3 separate regions of the Mus musculus genome follow, and all the other regions are linked to region 1. The links are chromatin loops, found by intact Hi-C in ENCODE. Cell type or tissue: heart. All regions are shown on one strand. Links, peaks and the distances in the headings refer to the core of each region. The heading gives the core; the rest is flanking DNA.

Evidence for each region. Hi-C counts contacts between places; a loop is a spot of excess contacts. Peaks named below come from ENCODE experiments on the same cell type or tissue, not always from the same donor. Only the 100,000 strongest peaks of a DNase experiment are listed, where the experiment ranks them.
Region 2: it touches region 1 in a loop (4-fold over the local background); 18 of 42 quality-filtered maps call a loop at or near these places.
Region 3: a loop joins it to region 1, with 2.7 times the contacts of the local background. A loop is called at or near these places in 2 of 42 quality-filtered maps.

The regions. Positions count from the first base shown.
Region 1 is chr2:129,192,791-129,203,045 of GRCm38, forward strand. It overlaps Slc20a1 (solute carrier family 20, member 1), which reads left to right and starts at 5,983. Exons shown (of 11, transcript NM_015747.2): 1 at 5,983-6,202; 2 at 6,659-7,274; 3 at 7,393-7,533; 4 at 7,710-7,795. The coding sequence starts at 6,929. It overlaps Gm39932 (a long non-coding RNA gene), which reads left to right. Exons shown (of 2, transcript XR_866734.2): 2 at 1-524. In heart, for the core only: CTCF peaks have their summits at 5,185, 6,380 and 6,631; a DNase peak (open chromatin) is centred at 5,921; H3K4me3 peaks cover 3,436 bases; H3K27ac peaks cover 3,459 bases.
Region 2 is chr2:129,127,340-129,137,594 of GRCm38, forward strand. It overlaps Chchd5 (coiled-coil-helix-coiled-coil-helix domain containing 5), which reads left to right and starts at 2,361. Exons shown (of 4, transcript NM_025395.3): 1 at 2,361-2,518; 2 at 2,839-2,979; 3 at 3,062-3,227; 4 at 5,936-6,773. The coding sequence starts at 2,517. The coding sequence ends at 5,959. It also overlaps a transcript of Polr1b not described here. In heart, for the core only: a CTCF peak has its summit at 5,075 (motif pointing left); DNase peaks (open chromatin) are centred at 2,372 and 3,002; H3K4me3 peaks cover 2,252 bases; H3K27ac peaks cover 1,939 bases.
Region 3 is chr2:128,962,128-128,972,382 of GRCm38, forward strand. Zc3h6 (zinc finger CCCH type containing 6) reads left to right here and starts at 5,275. Exons shown (of 12, transcript NM_178404.3): 1 at 5,275-5,709. The coding sequence starts at 5,678. In heart, for the core only: no CTCF peak of the experiment used is centred there; DNase peaks (open chromatin) are centred at 5,154 and 5,744; H3K4me3 peaks cover 2,614 bases; H3K27ac peaks cover 3,694 bases.

The DNA of each region.
Region 1 (10,255 bases), core at 799-8,798:
CTGAGAATGGTGTGTGGTCCTGAGGTTGGCTCAAAGGGGAGCCAGAACATTTGGACCACTTCAGGATGTCAAAGACCTGTGCTCCCTTCCCACTGTCTGGATCCTTGGCCACATCACACCCACGTGTGTGAAGACAAGCCAAAGGGAGCAACCACAGGATGAGTCGTCAGGAAGGAAGCACATGAAGTCTGGAGTGGGTGGGGGCCAACTCCTGTGGTGACAGTGACATGGACCACTACTTTCCCACTACTACTGGACCAACAAAGTGCAACTGTTCATGCTTCAGGATGCTGGCCTGAGATCCACCTCAACTCTGCTCTTCACATCAGAGATTGGGTGGCTGGGTATTTCAAAGCACTCTACCTGTGTTTCAGGTTCCAAGTTCCCTGGGATCTAAGGTGGAGTCACGTAGACACTGATGGTCTGGTTGTCTGGTCTGTGTGATGGGGCTTAGGGAGATGTGAATTTGTCTGGAGATGGAGAGGTGAACAGCATCCAAAACAGATGGAGAAGTGATGACATCAGGCTCCTTTCTTGAATTATTATTTTTCTTGATGGTATTTTAATTAATTTATTTATTTAGAACCAGGGGCTTGCTGTGTAGTCCAGACTGGCCTATAGAACTCATGATTTTCCTATTTCTGCGTCCCAAGTGAGTACTGGTGGTTCTGTCTGCCAGTCTGTCTCTGTGTGTGTCTGTGTCTGTGTCTGTGTCTAGGCCAGAGGGAGACATTAACTGGTTTCCTCTGTTGCCTTCTACCTTACTAGCTTGGGGAGGGTCTTTCATTTCATTGGAAGTTTGCTGTTTAGGTTAGGTTAGTTGACCATGGAACTCTAGGGATCCCTCTCTGTCCCCTGCTCCCTCAGTGATACTGTTATAGACACACGTGGTCCATGCCTAGTGTTTTACATGGGCGCTGGGGATTCAAACTCAGGTCCTCTGCTTTGTATAGCAAGTGCCCTTAGCCACTAAGCCATTGCCCCAGCCCCACAGCAAGTTTTCACCTTGCAAGACAGGTTTTCTTTTCCAGGAAGACTGAAAGAGAACAGGGTTTTCAGCAACTCCAAGGCAAGGTCAAGGCACAACTTTATTCTAGAGTGAGCATGCGCCACTGGTTTCCTGCCTCTTCTTACTCTAGGACCACTGGGGCCAATCTTGGAGATAGCTCTTTCCTGTTCCAATAAGGCTTGAGAAAGCTTGAAATACGGGCTGTAAATGAAAGAGCCTAGTAGAAGAGAGATAAATGCATCAAGTGGAAATAAGAGTTAGCAGCCAAATCTACCTGACTTGCCTCTGGGCTTCCTGGCATTCTGGGGATAAAGTACTTCATGCTCTGTGCCTTAGTTCCTATGTAAAATAAGATGAAAGTCCTTACAGTGTTTTACATGGCACATGTGCACAGGACAGGAAACAGAGCGAGCCCGGCACAAAGTAAGCATGCAGGCACACTGCAGGTTTTATAATTCTCCCACTTATCTGGGGAAAGACACATGTGGCCAGGCCTGATGGTTTACATGGGGAAAGGGAAAGGACTGTAAAGCTAGTTCTTCCTGAAGGAGTACCTTCTCTTCCAGAGATGTTCTCTTCCTCTGTTCCCTTCATGTCCTCTGGGTAGCCTTGGCAACTGCCCTTGCCTCTGGCTGCACAGTGAGTGTTCCCATGTCCCCTTGGGTTTCCTCTCTTCCCAACAGTCTTTTTCCAGGATGTACATTCATGTGTACTGAATGGTAGCTGCAGATGCATTTCCTTGACTATTAAGTCTCCCTGAGCTCAGAATAACCACGTGTGGTATTGTTTCCTTTTTGTTTGCAATTCTGTAGCCTTGGAAGGTCTTGGTGCACACAGCCTAGCTTTGTGTACTGCTGTGCCAGACAGGCTGTTTTGCTCTGCCCTCTGGAGGTCAAAGTAGGTGGGGTGGGGGTGGGGGTCCCAGACTCATGGCTTTGTGACAGTGACTAACTTATAAAGATACTGTGGGCAGGGTGTTGAAGTTTGGCTTAGCAATAGAGTGCTTGCCTAGCTATGGAAGTCCTGGGTTCTATCCCAGGTACTGCAAATAAGTAAATGTGGTTAAGAGCTCATACTGTTCTTAGAGGACCTGAGTTTGATTCCTAGCACCTATATTGGGCAGCTCACAACTGCCTGTGACTTCAGTTCTAAGAGTATTCGGTGCCTCTAGACACCACAGGCATTCAAGAGCACATATCCACCCACATATACATATTTAAAGATAAAAAGAAATATTAAAAAAAAAAAAACGGACACTCACACTCCATGTATCTCATTGTTGCCACTACCCCTCTGGCAGCAGCCGATTTGCTTGGTCACTCTTCTGCAGCAAGAAGTTTAAAACAACTTGGTCTTGGTGGCTGGAGAAAGGAAGGCGGTGTGGGGGCTCTGCTCTCAGCTAGTTGTTGAATAAAGAAAACCAGTGTTTGGATATGCTAGTACCCTTAGGGGAGCCTTACACGGCCTGATCATTTACTCCTTCCAACAGCCCTGTGAAACGGGGACTCTCCATCTTTTCTCTTTAGAGCTGAGGTAACCAGGTGGAGGATGGTATTTGTACTGTGTCAAGAGACTAGAGAACTACAGAGCAAGCAGTCTGGCTTCAAATTATTTCTAACTACTTATTAATAGGCTCCCTAAGACCCGAGAGCACATTTGTACCACAGCCTCCGTTTTAACGTGGATTAGTCTTCTCAGGCTCTCTGACTCCTTTCCCTAGCTTTAAGAGTACTGGAACCAGTGCCGTTTTGTGTAGTAGTTAGGGTTCCTCACAGTTCCATTCTTCTGCTGTAATAAAATCCTCTGTCAGGAAGCAACTTGGGGAAGCAAGGCTTTGTCTTAGCTTACAATTAATTCCAGGTTCCAACCATTACTGTTGGAAAGGCCAAGTTGACAGATGCTTAGAACTAGTCACACTGGATTCACGCAAATGCATGCATGCTTAGTGCTAGGTTAGCTTTCTCCAGTTCCTAACATTTACTTTTATTTGATGTGTATGCCTGTTATATCTGTGCGCCATGTGCATACCTAGTACATGCAGAGGTCAAAAGAGGGTGTTAGATCCCCTGGAACTGGAGTTATAGACAACTGCGAGCCATCATGTGGGTGCTGGGAATCAACCCGGGGCCTCTGTAAGAACAAGTACACCTGAGCCATCTCTTCAGCCCCTTACTCTTGTATAGTCCAGGGACCCAAAACCAGGCATGCTGGCTAATTTTATGTCAATTTGACACAGTGCAGAATCATCTGAGAGGAGGGAACCCCAACTGAGAAAATAAATTTTTTAAAGATTTATTTATTTATTTTATGTACAGGAGTACACTTCGCTGTCTTCAGACACACCAGAAGAGGGCATCGGGTCCCATTACAGATGGTTGTGAGCCACTATGTGTTTGCTGGGAATTGAACTCAGCACCTCTGGAAGAGCAGTCAGTGCTCTTAACCGCTGAGCCATCTCTGTAGGCCAAAAAGAATTTTCTTAATTAGGGATTGATGGGGGAGGGCCCAGCCCATTGTGTGTGGAGACATCACTGGGCTGGTGGTCTGGGTTCTATAAGACAACTGGCTGAGTAAGCCAGTAAACAGCAGACCTCCATGACCTCTGCATCAGCTCCTGCTTCCAGGTTCCTGTCCTTGTTTGAGTTCCTCTCCTGACTTCCTTAAATGATGAAAAACAACATGGAAGTATAAGCCAAATAAGGCCTTTCCTCCCCAGCTTCCTTTTTGGTCATGGTGTTTCACCATAGCAAAGAAACCCTAACTATGATACCAGGAAAAGGTGCCACATACTTTCAGACTTCAGCGTTCCACACTGAGACAGTCCACTACAGACCTGCTCACAGGCCGACCTATCTAGACAAGCCTTCACCAAGACTCTCTTCCTAGGTGATTCTAGAGTGGGTCAAGTTGAATATTAAAACTGGTAACCAAGTATAGAAGTGCATGAATTTAATCCCAGCACTTGGGAGGCAGAGGCAGGGGGATCTCTGTGATTTCGAGGCTAGCCTGATTTACACAGTAAGTTCCCGGACAACCAGACAGCTACACAGTGACACCCTATCTCAAAAAACAAAAACAAAAACAAAAGACAAACAAAAAACAAGACAATCTAAAACCATCTGACCAACCATCACATCCCCCCTCCTTGATTTCAAGACAGTAAGGACTCTCTAGAGACAGAGAAATCTGTCTCTGCCTGAAAATACATGGATACTAAAGTAGCATAAAGCCAAGTCTCAAAATACTATACTCTCCCTGAACCACAGTGATGCCTTCACATCTGGCAAACCTGGCTCTGGATTCTGCTCTTGTACCTGGATGGGCCTTATTCACCATGGCTGCTCACCTTGGTTGTCTCAATTTCAAGAGGCAAAAGCATGGTCATCAACAGACTGAAGCAAAGCACATCCAAACAGTGGGCAAAGTCATGAGCAATTTCCTCACAAATAATTACTTCAAAAATTGTTTTAATTGGCAGGACACTAACAACCTTTTAACAAACCAGTCCTTTTATTCAATGTTTTATGACCTTGGAAAGAAGTAAGGGCAAAGAGTGTTGCATTTGAAGATGCCAGAATTACACACTGGGGTCAGTGTCCTGGAACATGAAGGTTGTTTTCCAGCCATGACCTTGAGGTCAATAGACCTGTATAACCTATACGAGATTCTGAGTCTACCAAATTATAGGTCACAGGACACTCCTGTGAAGTTATAATTTACAACATGTTTGTTTCTGCTATTCGTTGCCCTACCTTTGGAGAGCAGAGAGCGTTTTAGAGCGTTCTAAACCGGGTATTTCTGGCTGGAATTCTTAAGTTTCTTTATAACCCACATAACTTAAATCTCCCAAGGAGTGGTGACTAGTTAGTTCTGAGCTTAGGCAATAAAACGAACTAATCCATTGTCAGAACTACAACCTTATACCATGTAGGGGACCAGGAAGCAATCTTTATTTCAAAAGGGGATGGGAAAACTTTCAGGATGAGGACATCCTCTGTAACCTTTTCCTATATTCTAAAACAGGCACATTCAAAAAAAAAAGTAACGAGGAAATGAAGGTTCATTTCCTGAACATCTATTGAGTTCCAGTCACATGCTTATATCTTAGCTAATATGATTCTCCTTACTGGGTAAGAACTTGTAACCAGAATACCTGAATTAGTACTGCCTGTCGCCACTAGCCCCGATGAGCTGACAGGAAATGCATCTTTGTTGTGCTTTACACACAATTCCAACCCGTCCTCCAGTCTCTCTCACTCTGCTATTATTTCTCGTTCCAGAGCACTCGGCTTGAGGAGACCTAGGGTTTGTTCAAGGTGACACACTGCAGCAAATATGAGTTAAGAATTCGAATCCAAAGTAACATCCTCCCCGCTGCGCCATAGCCGGGGCTCCTAAAACGGAGGTCCGGCGCCGGGAAACTAATGACCCATGGCTCTCCCTCAGCGCAGTGCCACAGCTGGGAACGCAAGCCTATCCTCGTGACTCCCGAATCTTTCCGTTTTCACACAAGTGCGTGACTGCGGGAGCGAGGTGGCCACGTGAGATCCCTCCACCCTCTCCGGGCGAGGTACAGATCGGGTCCGGCCAAGGGCAAGTCTCAGCACACCCGCTCTTCCGCGTCGCCACCGAGCTGACCCGGGCCCGCGTGGGAGAAACTCGGAACGACCTTGGTGGCGGCCTCAGTCCCCGCGTGTCTGGGCGAGACTCCCCCACAGTCCCCGCCCGCAGCCACCCGGCGTGGCCAGCGCAGACAGGATAACCCGGGCGAGGCTGCAGGGAGGCGGCCAGCCAGTCCCACGTGGACCAGCTCCTCGTTGGGGGCGGGGCCCCGGGGACGTCCAGGCCAATCAGCGCCGCTGCCCAGCTCACCCGGCTAGGCGCGCCCGACCAGCCTGTGGTTGCGTCACATCGGAGGCGGGACCTCGGGCGGGCGCGAGGCTCGGCAGGTCACGTGGGGCGCAGAACCGGCTATAAATAGGAGCCGGCGGCATGCTCTCTATATGATGGCCGCCGGCGCGCGTTGCGTGTTTTCACCTCTCGCCTGCTGAGGCGCCCGCGGCTGCTTCACGAGTGGGTAGAGAGTCCCTCCGTGCTGTGCCCGGTGTTGCCGTCCTGGGTTGTGCGACCGTGGCTCGAGCCTGCCTCAGTCTCGTTCTTCTGGTCTCTCTGTTCGGCCCTCAGTTTCCTTTGGTGAGTGGCGGCGCGGCACCGGTGGTGCAAAGGTCCTTTCTTCTCTGGAGTGGGCTCGGGTGTGGGGAGCTGGCTGGCGGGGGTGGGATGCAGGCTGCAGGACCCCGCTACGCTGCTGTCCTCCTCCCGCCTCCCCACGCACGCCGCGCCCTTCCGCGGGCCTTTTCGGCGGTCCTCGGCAGGCGCGCGCGGGAATGGTCTTTTTTCCGATCATCCACGGAGGGCGCGCGCGGGCAAGCGGCCGGAGACTGAACAGAACTCGTGGGGCGGGGCGGGGCGGGACGGGGTGGGGGGTGGGGGAGCACAGAGATCGCCCTGTGCCCCACCTTGCACAGCGTTTGGGGGACTGAAGACATAAGTGACGGGCGGGGGGGGGGGGGACTATGCGGAGTCCCAGGCTGCCCTCTTCCCAGAGATGCGCCGCTATTGTTATTTTCTTCCACTTCGTCCCCCCAGGATGAACTTGCGTCCTTTCTCTAATCCGCCATGGAATTCTGCTCCGTGCTTTTAGCCCTCCAGAGCCAAAGAAACCCCAGACAACAGACGCCCAGACGCAGCAGCGTATAGCAGTAACTCCCCAGCTCGGTTTCCGTGCCGTAGTTTACAGTATTTAATTTTATATAATATATACTATTTATTATAGCATTTTGATACCTCATTCCGTTTACACATCTCAAAAGCCGCTTAGTAATTCTCTTATTATTTAAAGAACCACTACACTAGAGAATGGAATCTACTGTGGCAACGATTACTAGTACCCTAGCTGCTGTTACTGCTTCCGCTCCACCGAAGTATGACAATCTATGGATGCTCATCCTGGGCTTCATCATTGCATTTGTCTTGGCATTCTCCGTGGGAGCCAATGATGTAGCAAATTCGTTCGGTACAGCTGTAGGCTCAGGTGTAGTGACCCTGAAGCAAGCCTGCATCTTAGCTAGCATCTTCGAAACTGTGGGCTCCGCCTTGCTGGGGGCCAAAGTGAGCGAAACCATCCGGAACGGCTTGATAGATGTGGAGCTGTACAACGAAACTCAAGATCTGCTCATGGCTGGCTCCGTCAGTGCTATGTTTGGTAAGTTGTAGTTATACCTTATGTTCGCTCCAGTCTTGAACCTTCTCTCCGCAAGGACGCACTGCTTATGTAACAGTTTTGCCATCTACCTGACAAAATCTGATTAATTCTGTTTCAGGTTCTGCTGTGTGGCAGCTCGTGGCTTCGTTTTTGAAGCTTCCGATTTCTGGGACCCATTGTATTGTCGGTGCAACCATTGGTTTCTCCCTTGTGGCAAATGGGCAGAAGGGTGTCAAGTGGTCTGAACTGATAAAAATTGGTATGTTGAATTTTAAATGGTTTTATTTTCGTTGTGTGCTGCTGTGTGTCGTGGAGTGGGAGTGAAGTGGAGGGGCAAGTTGAAGAGTATCAGAAATGGAGCACCTACCATTTCGGGGTCTTGTTAACAAAAACGTACTTTCCAGACCTGACACTTCATTTTGTATTCTATTCCAGTGATGTCGTGGTTCGTCTCTCCGCTGCTTTCTGGTATTATGTCTGGAATTTTATTCTTCCTTGTTCGTGCGTTCATCCTCCGTAAGGTAACCTTTCTACTTGCGACCTTTCATGAGTCACATTCAGTCTTGTTCAAACTCACTGGTATTCTTCTCAGATGTGACTGGTATGTAAGTATGTGGCTTTGAAAAGCTAAAAAGTTCTTTGTTCTGTATACCTCCTGTATGTTGTGGAGTTCTGTGAAAGAAGCAAGTTTTTAATGCCCCAGAGGGCATTCAGGAAGGAAAAACTTGAGTAGTTCTATGGTCTGCCAAGAAATAAAGAGACTGGGAGTGAAAACTAAGAACATTGTTTAAGGTGGCTCTGTCTGTCTAGGTCACTACATTCAGGACAAGTGGAATTGTAACCTTTTAGTTCAACAGGTCACAGAATCCTTTTTAAATTCCTCTCCCATGTTGATTGTCAAGTACATAGAAGTTTCTAGAGGAGGCTTTCTACTTGTAGGGACTCCACTTTCTCAGTAAGAAGAGTAGGGATGAGTTGTTGGGGGGGGGGTTGTTTTGTTTTCTTTTTGCTTTAAAAAAACAGGAAGCCATTGAGTTTCCTGACTACTTGAAAACCCCTTTTGAGAGACTTAGTGCAATTTCTTTTATCATGGAGACTGAGCCTGGCTCCACACAAAAAAAAAAAAAGTCGACAACAAGGGATTTTGTTGACTCTGGGCTGAATTACAGTAAGAATAAATGAATTTTTCTCAGGAGACAGAGTTGTCCTATTTTCTAGGGTGAGTGGCTCTTAACAGTCCTTTGTTAAGCTCTTTTAAAATTCCCCTAAACAGCAGAAATCTGAGTGAGGGGAGATAGGTACCTTATCTTAATGGAAGGTGTGTGTTTAGACTCCCTGCTTCTTGATCTAGTTCTCGGAGTCTCTGGGGAATGACTTCTCTCAATAGAAGTCCTTCCCTGACTCCTTCCTGATCCTATACTTACCATTAGGTGTCTGGCAGAATGTGTTTCACGTGTGGAGCATTATAAATATCTCTAGCTTGGCACAGTGTGACTGAGTAAATAGTTCATTGATGTGCAACCTCTAGATATGGTATTCTTTCATCTAGCAAGCAGGTATGCTATGAGTTCCCCTGACCCTCCCCCCCCCCTTATCTGTAGCATAGGGTAATCTGATTCTCCAGGATTCAGGAATCATAGTTTTTAGTGTTGCTGTTAGAGCTGTGCATCTCTTGACATACCAGAAAACCAGAATAACTAATAGGATGCTATTTGGTTTCATGGTTTTTAAAGGTTTATTCTGACCCCTTTGATTATTGGGAAATCGATCATTCTGATTCTGGAGAGCCTCTGCAAACTGTTTAGTGGTCATTCCTGCAAGGGGGAACAGAGATGCAAAGGGGGGTTCTCAGTGCCCAGAACCTCTGATTGACATATGCCAAGTATCTTTACTCTCACTGTGTTATTGGAATATCAAGTTGTGTATGTTTAATAATTATTCTGTACAGTCTCAAGTAGCCCAGGCTGGCCTTGAACTTCTGATCCTCCTGCATTCACATCCCAAGTTCTTGAATTACTGATGTGTGCTCCCACTCCCAGCTTAAAGAGTATGGGTGGGACAGGCATGGTCAAGAGTCATGGATGATATTTAATACAGTGCTGACTTGGAGGCTCTTCCCCTCTGTCTCTCACTTGCTCACTAATCCCTCAGTAACAGATGAGGGATCCTTTCCTGTCTCCATGTAACTGAGTGAGAGGTTCACATCCTTTCTAACTAAAGCTTTAACTTCTTTGTCTCATTCCTTCCTATATTGAGCCCAGAATAGTTCCTGCAAGTCTGTTGACTTGACAGAAAGACCTAGTGCATATTTGGTTTTCATCTTTATCACTATATATAAAAGATAAAGAGTTTACATGATGAGAAAAGCATTTAATAAAATCCCTAGCCTAGCTATGAAGACCTGGGAGGAGGCTGGAAGGGAGAGACCTTTCCTATTTTACCATTTTCCTTGACTCTTACGAAGTTATGATGTGGTTTGTTTTGGTTTTAAACCACTAAGTCTTTATCATCGTGTATTAAGGCTAGTCATTCCCTACCTATCCCAAGCTATGTACTCTGATTTCAAATATATCTTGTGACTAAGTCTTTGTAGCCTAGGTTGACCTTTGACTCCGGTGGTCTTCTGCTTCAGCCAACACTGGTATTACAGGTGTATAACACCATGTCCACGGTGTCCCCGACCACAGGTGTATAACACTGTGTCCACGGTGTCCCCGACCATGCTACTACTTCAGGGAATATTGAATTTTAGGCCCCAAGCGGGGGAAATGAGTGTAGAGTGCTTTTTACCTGATGGTTTAATTACTAAATATAAATAGCATTTGAAAATTGATGAAAGAGTCCCTACCTAGTGCCTACAGAATATTCTTGAAGCCTTGGATTAGCTTGTGTACCTCAGGCTCTTGTCTGCCTTTAGGTGTAACCTGCATCTGTTTAGTTTTTCAGGGTGAGTCAGGTTGCTTTTGATCTGATGTCTTACT
Region 2 (10,255 bases), core at 793-8,792, 65 kb before region 1:
TAGCATGACCTCGTCTACGCTCAGCCGTGTTTTTGAACATGGTGGGACTTCCTCCTCCTTTAAGGCTGAATGTATCTGATTATTGAGTAACTATGTTCCTTTGCCTTTTTGCTAACCTCTGTATGCGTTTCTCCGTGCTTGTTAGGGTTCTGTGTGTGCTTGTGTATAACATCTTACACAGCCGTACTGCTCCCTGTGAATGGGTGTTTGAATTTTTTTCATAAGGAGAACACCTTGAATTGGTTGATCCTTCCCCTGTGTTAACAGCTCAACTTTAGACCCGCACAACCTATTCTCTGTCTCTTCACAATATCGTAGCTGGGGATAGTGTGCAGATCTAGTGTCCAAGTATTTGTGTTCTAAGGGTCTTGTTGCCCGTGAACTAGTCACCTCCCTGCTCCAGCCTCCCGAGTGTGAGAATTAGCATCATATCCCACAATACCTCGCTAAATTTTTTAAAATTAACTTTTGATCTTAAATTGTAGATTCTTGACTAAAAAAATCTATGTGACATTAAGACAACCTGGGCGCTTACTCAGACTTGGCAGTTTTATGTGCTCTTATGTATAGTTAGTTGCATGGACTGTTATCCTCTGGGTAGATTGCTGTTACACACAGGACATTATTACAAGCTTGTCCTGTTGTGTCTTCTCTCATTATCTCTAACCCTTCAACATATTCTCAATAATTTCAAGAAATACATGTAAATAGAATCATGGCATATTCTGAAATGGACTTTTTCTTTTTTACTTAACAGTTTACTTTAAATTTGTGGAAGTTGTATGTGTGAGTTCATGCCTTTGCATTGCTGTATAGTACTCCACAGTATGGGTGACCTACTTTTGCCATCCACTTTGAAGGACATTTTGATTCCAGTTTGGGGCACTAAGAGAGAAAGCTTCTCTGGAAGGCCACATGCATGCTTGTGTGTAGATATAAACTTCTTGTATCTGGGACAAACGTTCAAGAAGCAATTATTGCGTCATAAGATAGTTACCTGATTTCATAAGAAATAGGGGAGGGAGTGAAGGAATGGCTGACTAAAGTGCTTGCTATGCAAGCAGGAAGACCTGAGTTGTGGATCTCCAACACCTGCATAAAAACCTGCAGAAAAGGCATGGTAGGGCAGACTTGGAATCCCAGTGTTGGGATGAGGAGACAGCTCCTGGATGTTCACTGGTGGGTTTTAAGGTTCAGTGACACCCTGTCTCCAAAAAGCTTCAGGTGTCAAGCAATAGAGGAAGCCACCTGCCGCCAGCCTCTGCCTGCACACATGTACATCACACACATGTCCCTAGTTTCCTTTTCCTGCTCCCTCTTAGCGGCTACTGACATTTACAGCGTGCCTGTCCTGGTGTTTTCTCTCAGACCAATAACATTGCCCTTGATTGTCCTAAATGAGTACCTTTTAAAGTTCTTTCATTAATGAGCTCCCCAGAAGGGAACCCCAGTAACAGAAGCACTCTTGAGACCTGCATTTCTCAGATCCGCTTCACTTCAAACCTTAGGGTTATCTAGTTCTCTCCATTCCATTCTTAATGACTCTTTTGACAGCAACCAGACAAAAGGAAACTAGAAGTGTGGAGTGTCAAGTTTCCCAAAAATGAAAGTGTCACTGTATATTATGAAGGCCAAAGCAGTCGTTCTCATTTTACAACTGCGTGCTAAGGTAATCACCTTACCGCTCATTTTCTCTAGCTTAGGCCTCTCCATATGAGGAATATTTAGCCTTACAGGGAAATGAACTTCCAGGTCTAGCCCTATAATCTGAAGGCAAATGTGGAGAGGGTGCAAACACCACCTAAGGAAATTACAAAGAAAATAATTTGTGCACGATTGCAAGGAGCAAGCAATAAAACCCACTCTCATCCTGCCTTTACCACCTATGGCAGGAAAAGGACATGTCTGAGTGAATAATCGGATGGGAAGCCCAATGTGGCGTTTAAGATCATTCCTTTCCGTCAAGTTGGAACTAAAGTCAGGAGGAGAATACGCAGTGGCGGAAAGCCACTGGTAGCTCAGCCTGAGAGGGCAATCCCCGTGTTCCTAAACTAGCAGCGGCGGGCACAGCTGCCGCCTCAGCCGCAGCGTGTGCCGAGCCATAGTCACGCGGGCCGGTGGCCTCAACTCCAGCCGGGAAAGTGGCAGCGCGAGCGGCTGTAGATCTGACCTACAGGGAACCAGCTCTGGTGCTCTGTGCCTGGCTGCTCGATCACGGCCGAAGTCCTGCTTCCGGTGATCACTAAACGCGACCACCACAAGCCGGAAGTAAATAAACTAAAATAGCTGACGGACCGGAAGTAGTTACAGGGGCCTCCTCCCGGATAGGCAGTGAGGCGGAAAGCAAAGCAGGACACAGCCATGAAGGTTGGACCAATGTGGGATGAGTGGCAGGGACGCTCGACGACCGGAAGAGTGAGGCCAGGAGGTCTGGGTTGGGCGCCGCCATAACAACCTGATACCGGAAAAGGCGGGTCTCTTCTCCCTGACTGATCGGCGCTTGAATTCGCCTGGAGATGTGAGTTACAACTCCCTATAACTCTAGATCATGCTTGTCAGACTGCACGGTCCCCAACGGGAAATGACTGAATTCAAGACTCCAGGCCTGCTTCACAATAGCCAGACTTTTTGTCTTAGGACTTCCACGATCTCCCGGGAAATCCCACCTTGTTCCACAACGCGCAGGGATCGGCGCTTATTTCTGCCCCTCGTTGGTTGTCCCTATCACAGGATCTTTACACCCCCCACCCCCAATCCAGACTAGTCCAATCACAGATCAAAATCAGAACTCTTTCTTGCCTTCTCTTGAGATTATCTTCAGTTTACCCTGTCCCACAGGCAGGCAGCCCTGGAAGTCACTGCTCGATACTGCAGCCGAGAGCTGGATCAGTATGGCCAATGTGTGGCAGCCAAGCCAGAGTCGTGGCATCGAGATTGTCACCACCTTAAGATGAGCATTGCTCGCTGCACGTCCTCCCAGTGAGTGTACAACTGGGGGCTAGAGGGTGCCAGGCAGTAGGGTTTGAATGCTTCAGGGTCTAAAATGCCCTACCCCCCACAGCCCGATCATCCGCCAGATCCGCCAGGCCTGTGCTGAGCCCTTTGAAGCCTTTGAGAAGTGTCTTCGCTTGAATGAGGCAGCAGTGGGCAACTGTGCTGAACACATGCGCCGCTTCCTGCAGTGTGCAGAGCAGGTGCAGCCACCAAGTTCACCCACAACTGGAGAGGTAAAGGAGGCTAACTTGATCGTAGCTTTTTCCTTTCACAACTCCCTTCATTTTCTAGTTTAAATACCTTCCAGAACCAGTCCCAGCCCCATTCCCATACATGGCCTTGGCTATGCATCCAAGAATCTAAAAACCATGGTTCTCTGTCCCCGAGTGGACATGCCTCTGCTTGTCACCACCTTTCACACTCCCCTCTGCCAGGGCACCTGCCCCAGCCTTTCCCCGGCTTGCCAGACCCTCTGTGTTCCATATAATGACCTGGATTCTAGTAATGATAATCCCTTGCTTAAAACTCTCTGGTGGCCACCAATTCACACTGGAACAAAGTCCCTGATTCTTACTGGATCCTGTGTTCTTCCTTTCCTCAGCCACTGTGTCCCCTTCACTACTTTCCAGCTGTGCTGGTAGGGGTGAGGGGGTGAGGTGGAGGGGTGCACAGAAAAGGATCTTGCTAATGTATACAATACATAAATACATATACAATATGTCTGAAATACTAAACTGTTATTGATGTAGCCATTAGGAAAAAGTCTTTAAAATGTTCTGGATTTGGCAGAAATGGAGGAAAGCGTGAGAAACCCTCCCTCCCTTGCTGCTCTTGCTGGATCTCTCCAAGGGAAAGTTCACACCTTCGACCGCCCTCATCTGAGCACCTCTGGGCTCTCTGTCCCTGCAGCTCTGCCTTTTCTTTCTCGCCTTCTTTTGGGCTAGTGTGTTGGCTCATCTTGTCCTTTCCAGTCCTTATGTGATGGTCTCAGAATGGACTCAGAGGACATCTTAGCATGTTGGCTTCTGCATAGAAAGCTCTTTGTGGTTTCTGTTCTACCAGACCAGCTCTCACCCCAGTGCAGCCTGCATCCCGGGTGACCTGGTCCCACCTCTCCACTCTCCACCTCAAACTCCATACTCCATCCTCAGTGGACAAATGTACGGGTGCTCAGGAGCATAGCTGCTTTGCTTATCCATCTCCTGTCTAATTCTTATTCTGTGTACAGGATATGTCTCCCCAAAAGCTTCCTCTGTCCCCCCATTCCTGCTCCCTGGCTCTTAAGCTCTATCAGCTCCCTGCATCCCGGGCCACACCCTATCATTTCCCTTAGATCTCATGCTTCAGGAGAGTTCTTGGCTAGAGGTTAACCTCTTATTATATCTGATATTCATTGACTTTTTGTTTGGTTTAGTTTGGTTTGGTTTGGTTTGGTTTTGTATAGAACAGGGGTAGACGAAAGATTTAGGTTATGGGAGCAGAAACTGCCCAGAAGGACTTTTAATTCTCCACAGGAAATGCTCAGGGATGGTTGCATATTGTTTATACTAATTACTTAGCCATCTCATAGGAACATTTATTTCTTTCAAGTGTCTTTGGCATCTGGACATTAAAGCTCTTATATTCCTTTGTTTTTAACTTTAGTTTTTTATTTTTCATTTTATGTGTATCAGTGTTTTTCCTGCACGTATGTGGACTGTGTGTGTGTGTGTGTGTGTGTGTGTGTGTGTGTGTGTGTGATGTCCATGGAGGTCAGGAGGGGGCTTCAGATCCCTGAGAGTCCCCTGGGGTTAGAGTTTCTGTGGGTGGTTGTGAGCCACCATCCGGGTGCTGGGAACTGAACCCAGGTTCTCTGCAGAAGGAGCGAGTGCTGAGCAATCTCTTGGGCCCCTCTTCCTTCAAGGTTGTCTTCCTAGGCAAGAAGCTGTTCTCTTCTCCGTCTCCTGCGACCCCACAGTTCCTCTTCCCTGCAACTGAAATTGCTTTTGAAAATGGAAATTAGGGCAGGGAGGTGGCTTGGCAAGTAAAGACATTTGCTGCCGAGTTTGATAACCTGAGTTCTATCACCGACTCCTGCAAGGTTGCCCTCTGCTGGGCATGCACATCTCCACGCAAGCATCCCCATCATAAATTAGTAAATGTAAGAGTTAAAAACAGAATGGAAAGTAGGGTCTCCTGTCTCCTCTCCTGCTCCAGGCTCTCTAGGGCACCGGGAAGGGCAAACACCAATTTCTCCACCGTCCTGTTTCTTCATGCCTATGACATCACAATGCTGGCTTTTCCTTCTAATTGGGGACAATGAGATGTAGGCCTCCTCTGTTTTCTGATCTTCACATGAAAATGCCCTCAGCTACCATGTGACATGAAAGCCTTCATGGACGAGCTCGTGGTTCTGTTGCTGACAGTCTGGAAGCTCCCTGTTCCCGCACAGACTAACGCTCTTTGCCTTGGTGCATAGGATTTCCTACCAGCTGACTAGTTAGTTGTCTTCTTTGCATGTCTCTCCCTCCTCTTTTGAAAGGAAGTTCTCTAGAGTGAGAGATGTTTACCCACTGGGTCCCCTGCACCTGTAACAATGCTGGCACAAGCCTGATTCCTAGCACTTGGAGGCTGAACTAGGAAGATTGCCTGAGTTCCATTAAGTGAGTTATAGATCAGCCTGGGGTACTGGTGAGTTCTAAACTACCCTGGGCTAGAGTTAAGAACCCTGTCTCTTGTCCTCCAAAAAACAAAAAACAAAACAAAACAAACAAACAAAAAAAAAAAAAAACAAGAACAGTACCTTCCAGCTCCATGTTTCAATTATCCTGGTCAAATTGTTCTCATGGCAAGTGGCCAAGGCCACCACTTGGCACCTTTTCCCTCCAGACACCCGCTGTGTTACCTCATTTCCCCGTCAGAGGTCTCAAGGCCAGTAACTGCGGATATGTTTTCTCCACAGGCACAGCCCCTGCCTGCCTCCTGACAACCCCTTGGACTTTGAGAAAACCGACATGATTGACCGTCCCACTTGATGTCCTCGCCTAGAAGAGTGACAAGAGTTTTGGAGTCTTGAGGGCCCTGCTGTGTGTCTGGCGCTCCTGGACATCAGGACACTAAATAAATAAAGACTGAGTACTGGGCTCTGATTCCAGCCTTCAGTATTGAAAGGGAGAAGAGCGATGAGAGAAAGCTTACTCATCCATCCCCCGGCTTTCCTTGGTCTGCCAAGTGAGCGCTCAGGAGGGGCCTGGGTGCTCTTGTTCTAGGCTCAGGAGTAGGATGACTCAGCCAGCCCTCCCTGGCCCTGCTGTCTGTGTGTTGGAGGTAGGCTTCCCTCCCACTCGTAGTCAACCAGATAAATGTGTAAGTCTAGGCAGTCCTGAAGCTCACTACGTAGACCTCGATGGATTCAGATTCAACAGCCGTCTCCTGAGTGCCAGGGCTCTAGGTGTGAACCACAATGCCCAGCTTTCCACACACATGCCAGTGGGCTATGCCCCGCCTACCATTAGTGCCCACAGCCTACATTCACTACACCGTAACACTGTTCTCTTGAGACGTGGCAGAGGAGCAATAAATAGCACATTTCTTCCACTGCTGAATTAGAACCAGTTGAGCAGTAGACATGGACTTTGGGCAGTGGACATAAAAATACTGATCTTATTGAAAACAGCAGTGCGGAGACAGAAGCAGGGATCAAAAGGTCAAGGTCGTCCTTTGCTGCATGGTTTGAGGCCAGACTGGGCCACCTGAGGCCCCTTCTCGTTAAATAAACATTAAAAATTGAAAGCCGGAAAGCTATGGCTTGGAGACCTCCTCCTTCTCTAGGTTTGTGTGTTGTCTTGATTCGAAGGGAAGCCATGTCTCAGAACGAGGCACTGTTGGTACAGTCTCAGTCAGAATCCAGAAACAGTGGTAGGGAGTGGGGAAGGGAGTCAAGAAGACAGCCAATAAAGAATGCATTACATACCAGGTACCAAAGTTGAATCAGGATCAAGTTGACCTTCTAAACAGTCCCATATCCCCTAAAGAAATAGAAGCAGTTATAAATAGTCTCCCAGCCAAAAAAAGCCCAGGACCAGACGGGTTTAGTGCAGAGTTCTATCAGACCTTCAAAGAAGATCTAATTCCAGTTCTGCACAAACTTTTTCACAAGATAGAAGTAGAAAGTACTCTACCCAACTCATTTTATGAAGCCACTATTACTCTGATACCTAAACCACAGAAAGATCCAACAAAGATAGAGAACTTCAGACCAATTTCTCTTATGAATATCGATGCAAAAATCCTCAATAAAATTCTCGCTAACCGAATCCAAGAACACATTAAAGCAATCATCCATCCTGACCAAGTAGGTTTTATTCCAGGAATGCAGGGATGGTTTAATATACGAAAATCCATCAATGTAATCCACTATATAAACAAACTCAAAGACAAAAACCACATGATCATCTCGTTGGATGCAGAAAAAGCATTTGACAAGATCCAACACCCATTCATGATAAAAGTTCTGGAAAGATCAGGAATTCAAGGCCCATACCTAAACATAATAAAAGCAATCTACAGCAAACCAGTAGCCAACATCAAAGTAAATGGAGAGAAGCTGGAAGCAATCCCACTAAAATCAGGGACTAGACAAGGCTGCCCACTTTCTCCCTACCTTTTCAACATAGTACTTGAAGTATTAGCCAGAGCAATTCGACAACAAAAGGAGATCAAGGGGATACAAATTGGAAAGGAGGAAGTCAAAATATCACTTTTTGCAGATGATATGATAGTATATATAAGTGACCCTAAAAATTCCACCAGAGAACTCCTAAACCTGATAAACAGCTTCGGTGAAGTAGCTGGATATAAAATTAACTCAAACAAGTCAATGGCCTTTCTCTACACAAAGAATAAACAGGCTGAGAAAGAAATTAGGGAAACAACACCCTTCTCAATAGTCACAAATAATATAAAATATCTCGGCGTGACTCTAACTAAGGAAGTGAAAGATCTGTATGATAAAAACTTCAAGTCTCTGAAGAAAGAAATTAAAGAAGATCTCAGAAGATGGAAAGATCTCCCATGCTCATGGATTGGCAGGATCAATATTGTAAAAATGGCTATCTTGCCAAAAGCAATCTACAGATTCAATGCAATCCCCATCAAAATTCCAACTCAATTCTTCAACGAATTAGAAGGAGCAATTTGCAAATTCATCTGGAATAACAAAAAACCTAGGATAGCAAAAACTCTTCTCAAGGATAAAAGAACCTCTGGTGGAATCACCATGCCGGACCTAAAGCTTTACTACAGAGCAATTGTGGTAAAAACTGCATGGTACTGGTATAGAGACAGACAAGTAGACCAATGGAATAGAATTGAAGACCCAGAAATGAACCCACACACCTATGGTCACTTGATCTTCGACAAGGGAGCTAAAACCATCCAGTGGAAGAAAGACAGCATTTTCAACAAATGGTGCTGGCACAACTGGTTGTTATCATGTAGAAGAATGCGAATCGATCCATACTTATCTCCTTGTACTAAGGTCAAATCTAAATGGATCAAAGAACTTCACATAAAACCAGAGACACTGAAACTTATAGAGGAGAAAGTGGGGAAAAGCCTTGAAGATATGGGCACAGGGGAAAAATTCCTGAACAGAACAGCAATGGCTTGTGCTGTAAGATCGAGAATTGACAAATGGGACCTAATGAAACTCCAAAGTTTCTGCAAGGCAAAAGACACCGTCAATAAGACAAAGAGACCACCAACAGATTGGGAAAGGATCTTTACCTATCCTAAATCAGATAGGGGACTAATATCCAACATATATAAAGAACTCAAGAAGGTGGACTTCAGAAAATCAAACAACCCCATTAAAAAATGGGGCTCAGAACTGAACAAAGAATTCTCACCTGAGGAATACCGAATGGCAGAGAAGCACCTGAAAAAATGTTCAACATCCTTAATCATCAGGGAAATGCAAATCAAAACAACCCTAAGATTCCACCTCACACCAGTCAGAATGTCTAAGATCAAAAATTCAGGTGACAGCAGATGCTGGCGAGGATGTGGAGAAAGAGGAACACTCCTCCATTGTTGGTGGGATTGCAGGCTTGTACAACCACTCTGGAAATCCGTCTGGCGGTTCCTCAGAAAATTGGACATAGTACTACCGGAGGATCCAGCAATACCTCTCCTGGGCATATATCCAGAAGATGCCCCAACTGGTAAGAAGGACACATGCTCCACTATGTTCATAGCAGCCTTATTTATAATAGCCAGAAGCTGGAAAGAACCCAGATGCCCCTCAACAGAGGAATGGATACAGAAAATGTGGTACATCTACACAATGGAGTACTACTCAGCTATTAAAAAGAATGAATTTATGAAATTCCTAGCCAAATGGATGGACCTGGAGGGCATCATCCTGAGTGAGGTAACACATTCACAAAGGAACTCACACAATATGTACTCACTGATAAGTGGATATTAGCCCAAAACCTAGGATACCCAAGATATAAGTTACAATTTCCTAAAGACATGAAACTCAAGAAAAATGAAGACTGAAGTGTGGACACTATGCCCCTCCTTAGAAGTGGGAACAAATCACCCTTGGAAGGAGTTACAGAGACAAAGTTTGGAGCTGAGATTAAAGGGTGGACCATGTAGAGACTGCCTTATCCAGGGATCCACCCCATAATCAGCATCCAAACGCTGACACCATTGCATACACTAGCAAGATTTTATCGAAAGGACCCAGATGTAGCTGTCTCTTGTGAGACTATGCCGGGGCCTAGCAAACACAGAAGTGGATGCCCACAGTCAGCTAATGGATGGATCACAGGGCTCCCAATGGAGGAGCTAGAGAAAGTACCCAAGGAGCTAAAGGGATCTGCAACCCTATAGGTGGATCAACATTATGAACTAACCAGTACCCCGGAGCTCTTGACTCTAGCTGCATATGTATCAAAAGATGGCCTAGTCGGCCATCACTGGAAAGAGAGGCCCATTGGACACACAAACTTTATATGCCCCAGAACAGGGGAACGCCAGGGCCAAAAAGGGGGAGTGGGCAGGTAGGGGAGTGGGGGTGGGTGGGTATGGGGGACTTTTGGTATAGCATTGGAAATGTAAATGAGCTAAATACCTAATAAAAAATGGAAAAAAAAAAAAAAAAGAAAAAAAGAAAAAAAAAAAAAAAAAAGAATGCATTACAAGGGTGACAAGATGGGTCATAGGGTCAGCGTGCTTGCCACCACCCCTGAAGGCCTGAGTTTGACCCCAT
Region 3 (10,255 bases), core at 1,165-9,164, 230 kb before region 1:
AAACTCCAAAGTTTCTGCAAGGCAAAAGACACCGTCAATAAGACAAAAAGACCACCAACAGATTGGGAAAGGATCTTTACCTATCCTAAATCAGATAGGGGACTAATATCCAACATATATAAAGAACTCAAGAAGGTGGACTTCAGAAAATCAAATAACCCCATTAAAAAATGGGGCTCAGAACTGAACAAAGAATTCTCACCTGAGGAATACCGAATGGCAGAGAAGCACCTGAAAAAATGTTCAACATCCTTAATCATCAGGGAAATGCAAATCAAAACAACCCTGAGATTCCACCTCACACCAATCAGAATGGCTAAGATCAAAAATTCAGGTGACAGCAGATGCTGGCGTGGATGTGGAGAAAGAGGAACACTCCTCCATTGTTGGTGGGAGTGCAGGCTTGTACAACCACTCTGGAAATCAGTCTGGCGGTTCCTCAGAAAACTGGACATAGTACTACCGGAGGATCCAGCAATACCTCTCCTGGGCATATATCCAGAAGATGCCCCAACTGGTAAGAAGGACACATGCTCCACTATGTTCATAGCAGCCTTATTTATAATAGCCAGAAGCTGGAAAGAACCTAGATGCCCCTCAACAGAGGAATGGATACAGAAAATGTGGTACATCTACACAATGGAGTACTACTCAGCTATTAAAAAGAATGAATTTATGAAATTCCTAGCCAAATGGATGGACCTGGAGGGCATCATCCTGAGTGAGGTAACACATTCACAAAGAAACTCACACAATATGTATTCACTGATAAGTGGATATTAGCCCCAAACCTAGGATACCCAAGATATAAGATATAATTTGCTAAACACATGAAACTCAAGAAGAATGAAGACTGAAGTGTGGACACTATGCCCCTCCTTAGATTTGGGAACAAAACACCCATGGAAGGAGTTACAGAGACAAAGTTTGGAGCTGAGATGAAAGGATGGACCATGTAGAGACTGCCATATCCAGGGATCCACCCCATAATCAGCATCCAAACTCTGACACCATTGCATACACTAGCAAGATTTTATTGAAAGGACCCAGATGTAGCTGTCTCTTGTGAGACTATGCCGGGGCCTAGCAAACACAGAAGTGGATGCTCACAGTCAGCTAATGGATGGATCATAGGGCTCCCAATGGAGGAGCTAGAGAAAGTAGCCAAGGAGCTAAAGGGATCTGCAACCCTATAGGTGGAACAACATTATGAACTAACCAGTACCCCAGAGCTCTTGACTCTAGCTGCATATATATCAAAAGATGGCCTAGTCGGCCATCACTGGAAAGAGAGGTCCATTGGACTTGCAAACTTTATATGCCCCAGTACAGGGGAACACCAGGGCCAAAAAGGGGGAGTGGGTGGGCAGGGGAGTGGGGGTGGGTGGATATGGGGGACTTTTGGTATAGCATTGGAAAGGTAAATGAGTTAAATACCTAATAAAAAATGGAAAAAAAATAAAAAAAATGTTTTTGTGAGTCAAGGACTTCTTGTATTCTTCAGGATGCTCCTGAATGCCTGAGCTTCAAGGACCTTTCTGCCTCAGCCTCCTGAACAGTTGGTACTGCAGGACAGCAGCAAGATGGCCCAGCCTATGGTTTCGTGTCTTTACCCAGCATCGCAGATCTTGACAGACGCTTTTCTGCTGTAAGTTCAGCTATCTTCAGGTTCTAATGACTCCATCCTGCAGTCTCTACAGGCTGCTCAGATACATCCCGTTGAAAGGTGCCTTTACCATTCTCCCACTTCATATATTCCAACACACTGTTGCCAATAGCTTCAAAAGCTAAACTCACCACAACCATACCTTTGAATATGCTTTAGGGTACAATCTAAATAGTACACAAAAGGAAAAGAGAAAATACTTAGCATCTCAAGAGATGAAAGAACAAACTAGGTACAGAATTCATAGTAAATTACTGGAAGAAAACATGTTTCTCTAAAGAGAAAACTTTGTCATCCCGTAGAAACCTGGGAAACAGGACAGGACCATCCTCCTGGACTGTGTCTATTAATGTCGCACTGGGTGCCCTAGTTCAAGGATCTCTGGGACCACCATAGCCAGGAGAGTGATGATCCAAGATAGGCGAGAAGGTAGTTCAGCTCCACATGACTAAGTAGCCAGTGTCCAAGCCTTGAGAGTCTAAGCCCAGGGAGTTTATTTTAGGCATATTTAAGCACACCAGAATTTGGTGAAAACTTTACTGGTGATAATTAATTCAATCCCATGTGTACAATAAAGCTTAAATCATGACTACACTGAACTCTTTGTAAAGTACATATGATATCTTCCATAAAGTTAGGTTCTATAGATTGACTATATGTGACATCTTCCATAAATACACTTTCTATAGATTGACAAGCCTATGGTAAGGTCTTGGGAGAGGAGAATCTGGTATGATCTTGGCCATACAGTTAGCTCAAAGGTAACCAGACTGACTGACTATTAACCTCATCTAATTCCAGCTTTTTGGGCAGATAACAGGTTATGCACCCTTCCCTTTTAAGGGACAACCCTGTGTGTTTAACATTCCTGCTTTCCCTAGTGCTTATCTGAGAGCTCAAAGACCTCTGTGGTTCCCACACACTAGTACTGGAAATCTCAGTGAGTGTAGAATGAGAACCTAGAATCCAAGGATTAGACTGGGAAAACAAACAAACACCCCAAACCCTTGTGTTGGGAGTTTAGCTCTTGTTAGAGCATGGGTTGAATATGTGTAGGATTCTGGAAATGTTTCCTATTCCAAACTATAAGTTAAAACAGTGTATTATTATAGCTTGTTACACAGCAATGAAAGCAGAAGTATCCGATTGTGAGGAGTCTATCAAAGGTGTAAGGTATCTATAGGGAAAGTCATAAAGTTCTATTACGATATCAGTTCCGGGGCTGCTGAGAACCCGAGTGCTGCCTGCCACCAAGCTCTGAATGTCTTGAGGTCAATCACCCAGAAGGGTGGCTGCCTCTGCCTGGGTGAGAAAATGGCGGGAGGAGAGAATGGCCTCCTGCAAGCTGTCCTTGTACTTCCACACAGCTGCCCCAACATACACAGAACGAGTGGCTATTATATACTCAGAATATTAAATATAAAAGAGTGCAACTCTCAGTTTTAAGTACAGGGATGGCTTTAAAAAATATCAATGAGCTCTGGTCACAGAATTTAGTAATCTCAGAGGTGAATTAAATTCTAAAGTCTACAAGCGATTTCTTTTAAAGAGGAAAGGGCTGAGCAGATTCCAGGTTATCTTCTATTTTGAGGTCAACAGAGGGTAACAAATGGCGAGGAAATACTCTTTGCGGATGATGGAAATGTTGTAGGTCTGAAAGGAAAGGTATCCTCGCAGTTGGGAGGCACAAAGTCACACAGTACAACAAACCTCACACAAGGGATTTATTGGGAGAGAAAACCGCAGGACTGCTGCCTCTGCTCAGGTGAGAAAACAGCCCCTGACTGAGCTGAAGGCAGGCCTTCCATAGGATTTCTTAGGGGGCGGAGCTGTCCAGTTTTCCAGGCTGAGGACTGTTGGGATTTCAAGTCCAGAGTTTGGTATTTTCAGGGATTGGTGAATTTTTCTGCTCAGGGATTTGTTGGTTTTCATGCTCAGGAACTGGTTTCTGTGACAAGCCAGGGACTAATGAGACTTCCTTTTCAGGGGGTGGCGGGATTTTTTTTTTTTTTCTTGTAGGGCACTTTCTTGGCCACTTTCATAGCTCAGGTTGCGAATGAATGACTGCAGTAGCCCTTAGAAGATGACCTTTAGGGCTGTTAGGGAAGTCTGGGTGCGGGGCCTGACTGCTTTGTGTTCAGCCAGCTGAGAGCTGTGGCTTTCCTGCCTTGAGGGTTTATAAAGTATATAAAGTTTACAAATAGAGTACACCACAGGGAATCCTTTCCTTGTGGCTTGAGTTGGCCTAGATAGCCAACAATTGGACCTTCCAAGTGTGTCAGTATGTTAATTTTGTCTGGAGGCAACATTTCAAAAGTTGTTTTTCTGAGTAAGCTAATGCCCAGAATTTATTTTGGTGTGCGTTTAAACTTCCAAACGAATTTGAAAACAGCAATACTCAAATGTGTACCAGTTCAAAGATTTTCTTTTTATTAAAAAAAAAAATCAAATTCAAATCCTAAATCATTATTTTAATGTCTAAGCAGAAAATGCAGTTGTGAAGAGCAGCTGTTACACCTCAAAAGCCTTTCACTGTTCCTAGTAAAACGATTAAATGAAGAGGCTTTACATTTTAGTTCCAAAAACTAATAATATTGCTTCTCTAGTTAAAACAGATGTGCCTTTTGAAAGTTTCCTATAATGGGCCGTGAAGATCTGTCAGGGTTCAAGTCTTGTCAATAGCTGCATTCAACTAAATAACTTTTTTTCTCTTTTCACATTTATCTAATCGCAATTGCTCTTTGAATGCACGTTATTTACACATCAAAGACAAAAGACGTCGTGTATTTAGAAATATTGGACATTTAAGCTTATCATTTTAATAAAAAAAATTAACTTTCCTTCAGAACTAAGTATACATTACTCATCATTTCAAGACTATTTCTGAAGGATATGGAAATACGTCTGAAGGCCATGGACATACGAAGAAATGAAGTCTTGTTCTTATGAAATACTCGAATGAATTCCACATCTAAACCGCTAACAGACACAAGATCATGTTTTAATTACCTCAATAGCTATTTTTAATCGTCAAGTAAGGACTGGGTGAATTTAGTATCAGAAAAAGTTGCATGGCAGGCAGTCTTCCTTACACTACGGAGACATAACAGCTACAAGTTTAAGGGCTTAAGGATGATTCCGAGTTCTTTCGGCAACAAAGAAAGCTTTTCTTTCTTTCTTTCTTTTTAACAAAGAAAACCGCCAGTCCTGGGTTCCTTTCTTTGTCGCGCAGTTAACGGTGGCGGGGTGGAGGGGGACAGTGTGATGAGTCCGGAACTCCAAAGCCTTAGACGACGAGTCTCGCAGGAACATCGAGAAATGGGCACAGAGGACCTGGTGGACACAGCAGGCCTGGCGGGGTGACCTGCCCCGCCCGATATAACTCCACGCGCCACCGAACCGCATCCCTGGCCTCACACCCATCAGATTGCTGCCTCCGCTGCCGCAGCGAGCGTATTAAAGGCCCGCCCCTGGAAGTGATTGACGGGCAGTTTCCTCCAATGGCTAGTGCGCTCGGCACCGGCGGGCTGGGAGAGGGCCGCGGCTCGCGGAGGAATTCCACTTGCCCTTTAGTCCCGGGCAAGGTGTTGCGGCCGGCGCCATTTTCTGAGCCGCCTGTTTCGGGTGCCGCCATGTTGGTGAGGAGAAATCACCGTTACGGCCACTGTCCAAATCCCCGCGTCGCTGCACGCCGCCCGCCGGCTCCCACGCCTCAGCCTCCGGCGGCGAATACAGACTAGAGCGGCAGCGCCGGCAGCGCGGGGCCGTTGCCCAGTCTTTGCAGTTAGAGCCCCATCTCTCTGGCGTTGGTTGTTAATAGACTGGAAAGTCTGTGTCTGTGTCGCTCACTAGTAACCGTGAGTTTTTACCACTTCGTCACCTGTCGGCGGCGGCCGGGGACAGGGTTGCCCGCAGGCGGCGCAGGGGTCCTCCCCGCGCCCCGCTGCCGCCGCCACCGCCGCCGCCGGCCTCCAGACCTGCCCTCCAGCCCCGCCCCGTTCTTGACCAAACATGACAGACTCTGAACATGCAGGGCACGACAGGTCGGGAACCCTTCTTGTCTGTCTTTCTGTCGGATGAGAGGAGGGGTCGGGGCGGCGGGAGCGGGCCGGGGCCGGGCGCCTCCTGCATGACTTAGACGTCTCTGTGTGGCTCCATCGGTTCCGTGACGCGCACCTTCGTCCACCGCCGCTGCCTGCCGGCCGCCGCGGGGGAGGCCGAAGCGGCCGCGCCCGCCTCCCGGAGCCGGGGTCGCCGTCGCTCTCGCCGCCCCGCCCCCGCCGGGCACGTGCGAGCCCCCCGCCCCTGGCCCGGCTCAGTCGTCGGCGCCACGCGGGCGGCGGCGCGGCTGCGGCCGCTGCCCGCCAGGCCAGTGACCGGCGTTGGCAGCCCCGTTGGAACCGGCCCCAAAAGCTCAGTAGTAGGCCTAGTGGATGTTTGCCTCCGACCCGAGTCTACCTCTGAAAATAAACATGTTTAGTTTTTTTTTTTTTTTTTTTTTTTTTTTTTTTGGAGGGGGTTGGGGAGTCTCTTTCCCTCCCATCCCCCACTCCCAGGCCATGTGTCTGCCGCAGTCCTATAACCTCCAGGAAAGTGAAATGGCAGTTTTTCATATTAAATACGTTAACACAAGTAGACTGCAGAGTTTTAGCTTTACCTGATTTCCTAGGTGCTAAATAAATATTTGACTATTTAGCTGAGATTCTCATTTTCCAGTTTTAGTTTTGTTGTGCTCTGAGAGGCACATTCTTAGCACCATTCAAAGGTTTGGTGGCATTTACAGAATATACTCTTGACATTGATAAACAAATTTTTAAAGGTGTCAGAGGAGGACTTTTATTAAAACTCCTGGTGCCAAATCTCATTCAGCTGATTCCTACTTAGAATATTGACTTGAAAGTGGACATCCTCACATTGCTTTGTGAATAGTCTCAGATACATTGTGTTCTAGTGTGGCCCATAAGACTTAAGAATTCCTGATAAATATCATATGCTTTTGATAAAGCATTACACTCACCTTCCTTCCCTAAATACAAAGGAAGCAAAACAAAACAACAACAACAAAAACCAACAAAAATCATTGAAATTTTAAATGCCAAAATATATGGCAACCTTGAAAGGGATTTAAAAAAATCCTAAGAACTTCACTAATGTAATGATAATTCTCTAGAAAGACATCAATGAAGCATGTAGCAAGGTTTAGATAGTAAAAAGTGCTCTTACATAAGTGCAGAAGCTTGCACTGGACATTTTTAATGATTTTTTAAAAAAGATGATACCTTTGTAGTTTCAGTGCTGTCAAATGGACCTAAGGACTCTTGTGTGATAGGCAAGTACTCTAACACTTGGCTACACTCATAGCCCAATATTGCCCTATTAAAAAAAGTTTAAAAGTGAAGGTCCTAGAATTAACTAATAATGTTGAGAAGTCTATTGATAAGCCAGTGACTTGATGTACTTAAAATTCATTAATATGAAAGGAAATCTCATGTTAGTGGATAGTGTAACTTGAATATGTAGAAATATGTATTTTACATAATAAAACGTGTCACCAAGTTTAGAAATCAAAATAATGCTTCTACAGAACAATGACACCATGGTTTTCTCTTACCCCCATCCCTTTTGAGAGGTGGTCTCCTTAGCCTTAGCTGGCCTAGAACTTGATATGTAGACCAGTCTGTCTTAGAACTCAAAAAGATCAGCCTGTCTATGCCTACAGAGTGCTGGATTAAAGGTGTGCACTGCCATGCCTGGCTGCTATCAGACTTTGAAAAGAGTTTGAGGTCCAGTGTGGTAATACATACCTGTAATCCAACACTCAGGCTGAGACAAGAAGGTGGCATGTTCATGGCAGCCTGCCCTACACAACAAACCCTGGGTTTTTTAGAAAGTAGAATTTGAAGTTTTAAAATACTGACTTAGAAGTTAAAATGAAACTTTAGTTTAAAGGATATAGATTAGTAGGAGGAGCAAATGATAAGTAGCAATAGTTTTGTTTTAAATTAGACCCAAAAGTATCTCAACTCAGTTTTAATTTAGCCAGTGTTAGGTGGTGTTGTGAATCATAAATATAGATATAGATGTATATATAAAACCTCTGACGTGGAAAGAACTACATCAAGAAACTGCACTATCTGTATGTGGTGAGTTATATGTATAATTCCAACACTCTGGAGGCAAAGGAGAATTGCTATTTGAGCCTAGGCTAAAGGAAAGAAGGAAGAAATCCCACAGAGCAGGGGGTCTACAGAAATGGCCCTTTCCAGGACTGTAACCAGTTAGCTTTGTGAACTTGAGTTTCTTAGTGGATAACAGAAGTGTTTAAACCTTACCAAAGCAGTGGTTTTCAGTCTGGACAGGGGTGCTTAAGGGCAGGGCAGTTCCACTGATGTGACTGGGGCCCATAAATTTTAGAAATTTCCCATGTAGTTATGAGCTGTTAGGTAAATGTTTCTCAGTCTTATCTAATCAGACCTGTTTGATACAAAATGAAGAACAGCTCATAGAAATCTGTAGGTAGGTTTGTGACTACCTGTATTTTTATAGGTTTCTAGTTGATTCTAAAGAAACTTGGGAGAAAATAATCTATGGATTCCTCAAGCAGTCCATGTTTCTACATTATAACTTTTATACTGTAATACATGTTTATACGAATTATATGTGAAAAGTATATAAAATTTTGCATAGTCTAGGTATTTTTACAAAGATTATTTTCAAGCACTTTTAAAAACTAAAATATGCATTCAGGAAAATAGTGAAATCTCATATTTATAACTGCTTTGACTTTATACAAATTAAAATAGAATGTACAAAAGGGAGAAGTTCTAAATGTAAATGAAATTCATAAAATATGTTGCTGCTTTAAAATTATTTTCTTGTACATGTTTTATATGGTGAGTGCTTTGTGTTTGTTTACTATAATATATATATGTAATATATATATGAAAAATCACCTTTTGAAACTATCTATTTGAGAGTCGGTGTTGTCAGTGCACACCTATATCCCAGCGCTCTGGACACCGAAAGGAGGAGTGCTGGAATGAGTATAAGGCCAACCTGAGCTATGTAGTAAGACCCTGTCTCCAAACAGCCAATATCTGGGGGATCCCAAAACAAACAAACACAACTATCTAGTCGGTGTGCTTTCCTTTAATATTTTTATGCCTGGAGCAAGAAGTATTTTTATAAGGTACTATAAATATAATAATACCCATAAACTTGTAGATAGGTAGAATGTTAGATTCTTGTGCGTAAGTCTGGAGCCTAGTTTCTAAACATAAATAAAGCAGAAAGAATTGAGAAAGTTAAAGGTATAATCTCCCTTTCACTCAGTTCTCTTTCATTCACTTCTCTTTTTTGTTAAAGATTTATTTTATTTATATGAGTACACTGTAGCTATCTTCAGACACAACAGAAAAGGGTATCAGATCCCATTACAGATGGTTGTGAGCCACCATGTGGTTGCTGGGAGTTGAACTCAGCACCTCTGGAAGAGCAAGCAGTCAGTGCTCTTAACCGCTGAGCCATCTCTCCAGTCCTTCATTTACTTCTTTCAGCCTAACTTCACCCATCTAACTTTATCCTTCATCTGGATGTTAACCCAAACAAGTTTGATATGATGCTTGATATCAAACCTATGGCCTCATGCCATTAGACAAGAGCTCTCTCTACCTTTGAGCTGTAATCCCAATCCTGCAAGCAATTGCTGAAGGTTAAATACTAGTTCCTGCCTCAGACACTTCTACAGCAGAATGGAAAGATAACGAAACCCTAGTAACTATTAGAGTTTTCTAAAATATGTTAATGGTAAAAAGTTACTCAGGGTCTGCACAGGAGGAAAAGATTTTAATATGAACCTAGTATAAGACTTTAGAGCTCATTTATTACTTGATAAGACATATGAATATTTTCCTTGAGTTGGAGGTTATTCTTTGTTCTTCATGAACAATTTCATCTTTTACTTCCCTCCCTTTTAGCTTATTTCCTCTTAAGCAGTAACAAGACTCCAGCAGGCCAGAAGGGTAGTAATTTAACAAGTTTCCTAATCTCCTAGTGGGTTGAAAACTTGACCAGAGACTGCACCAGAGTTTGGCCAAGTACCATCAGAGGTGTGTGTGGAGAAAGCACAGGGAAATGAAGTGACACAGTAGGTTCAGACACAGGGAAGGTGTTAATGCATAGACACTGGGATCTATTTGGAAAAATGAGGAAGAGTTTTGAATAAATTTAGGGCCAAACCCATCCCTAATGGGATATGGAGAGCACATCAGAATTTGTAAGCAGGACAGTAGTGCTCAGCTGTGTGTTGTTGGTATGCTGCCTGAGGGCCAGGAAAAGCAAGTTACAGGAAAGTGAGAAGGCTTTGGAGTTGTTTTTGGTAAACATTACGAATGTACTATTTAATAATTACTCCTCTACACATGAATATGCAGCAATAAAACATTACTAATATTTTATTTGGAGAGAAATAATATAAAGAGTTAAATATTAGATAAGCATTTGAGAGTGAGGTGAGTTCTGTGGGATGTTTCTATTTTCAGTAGGGTTATTAGGTAACCACTTACTAAAAAAAGTATTTGTCAAAATTAT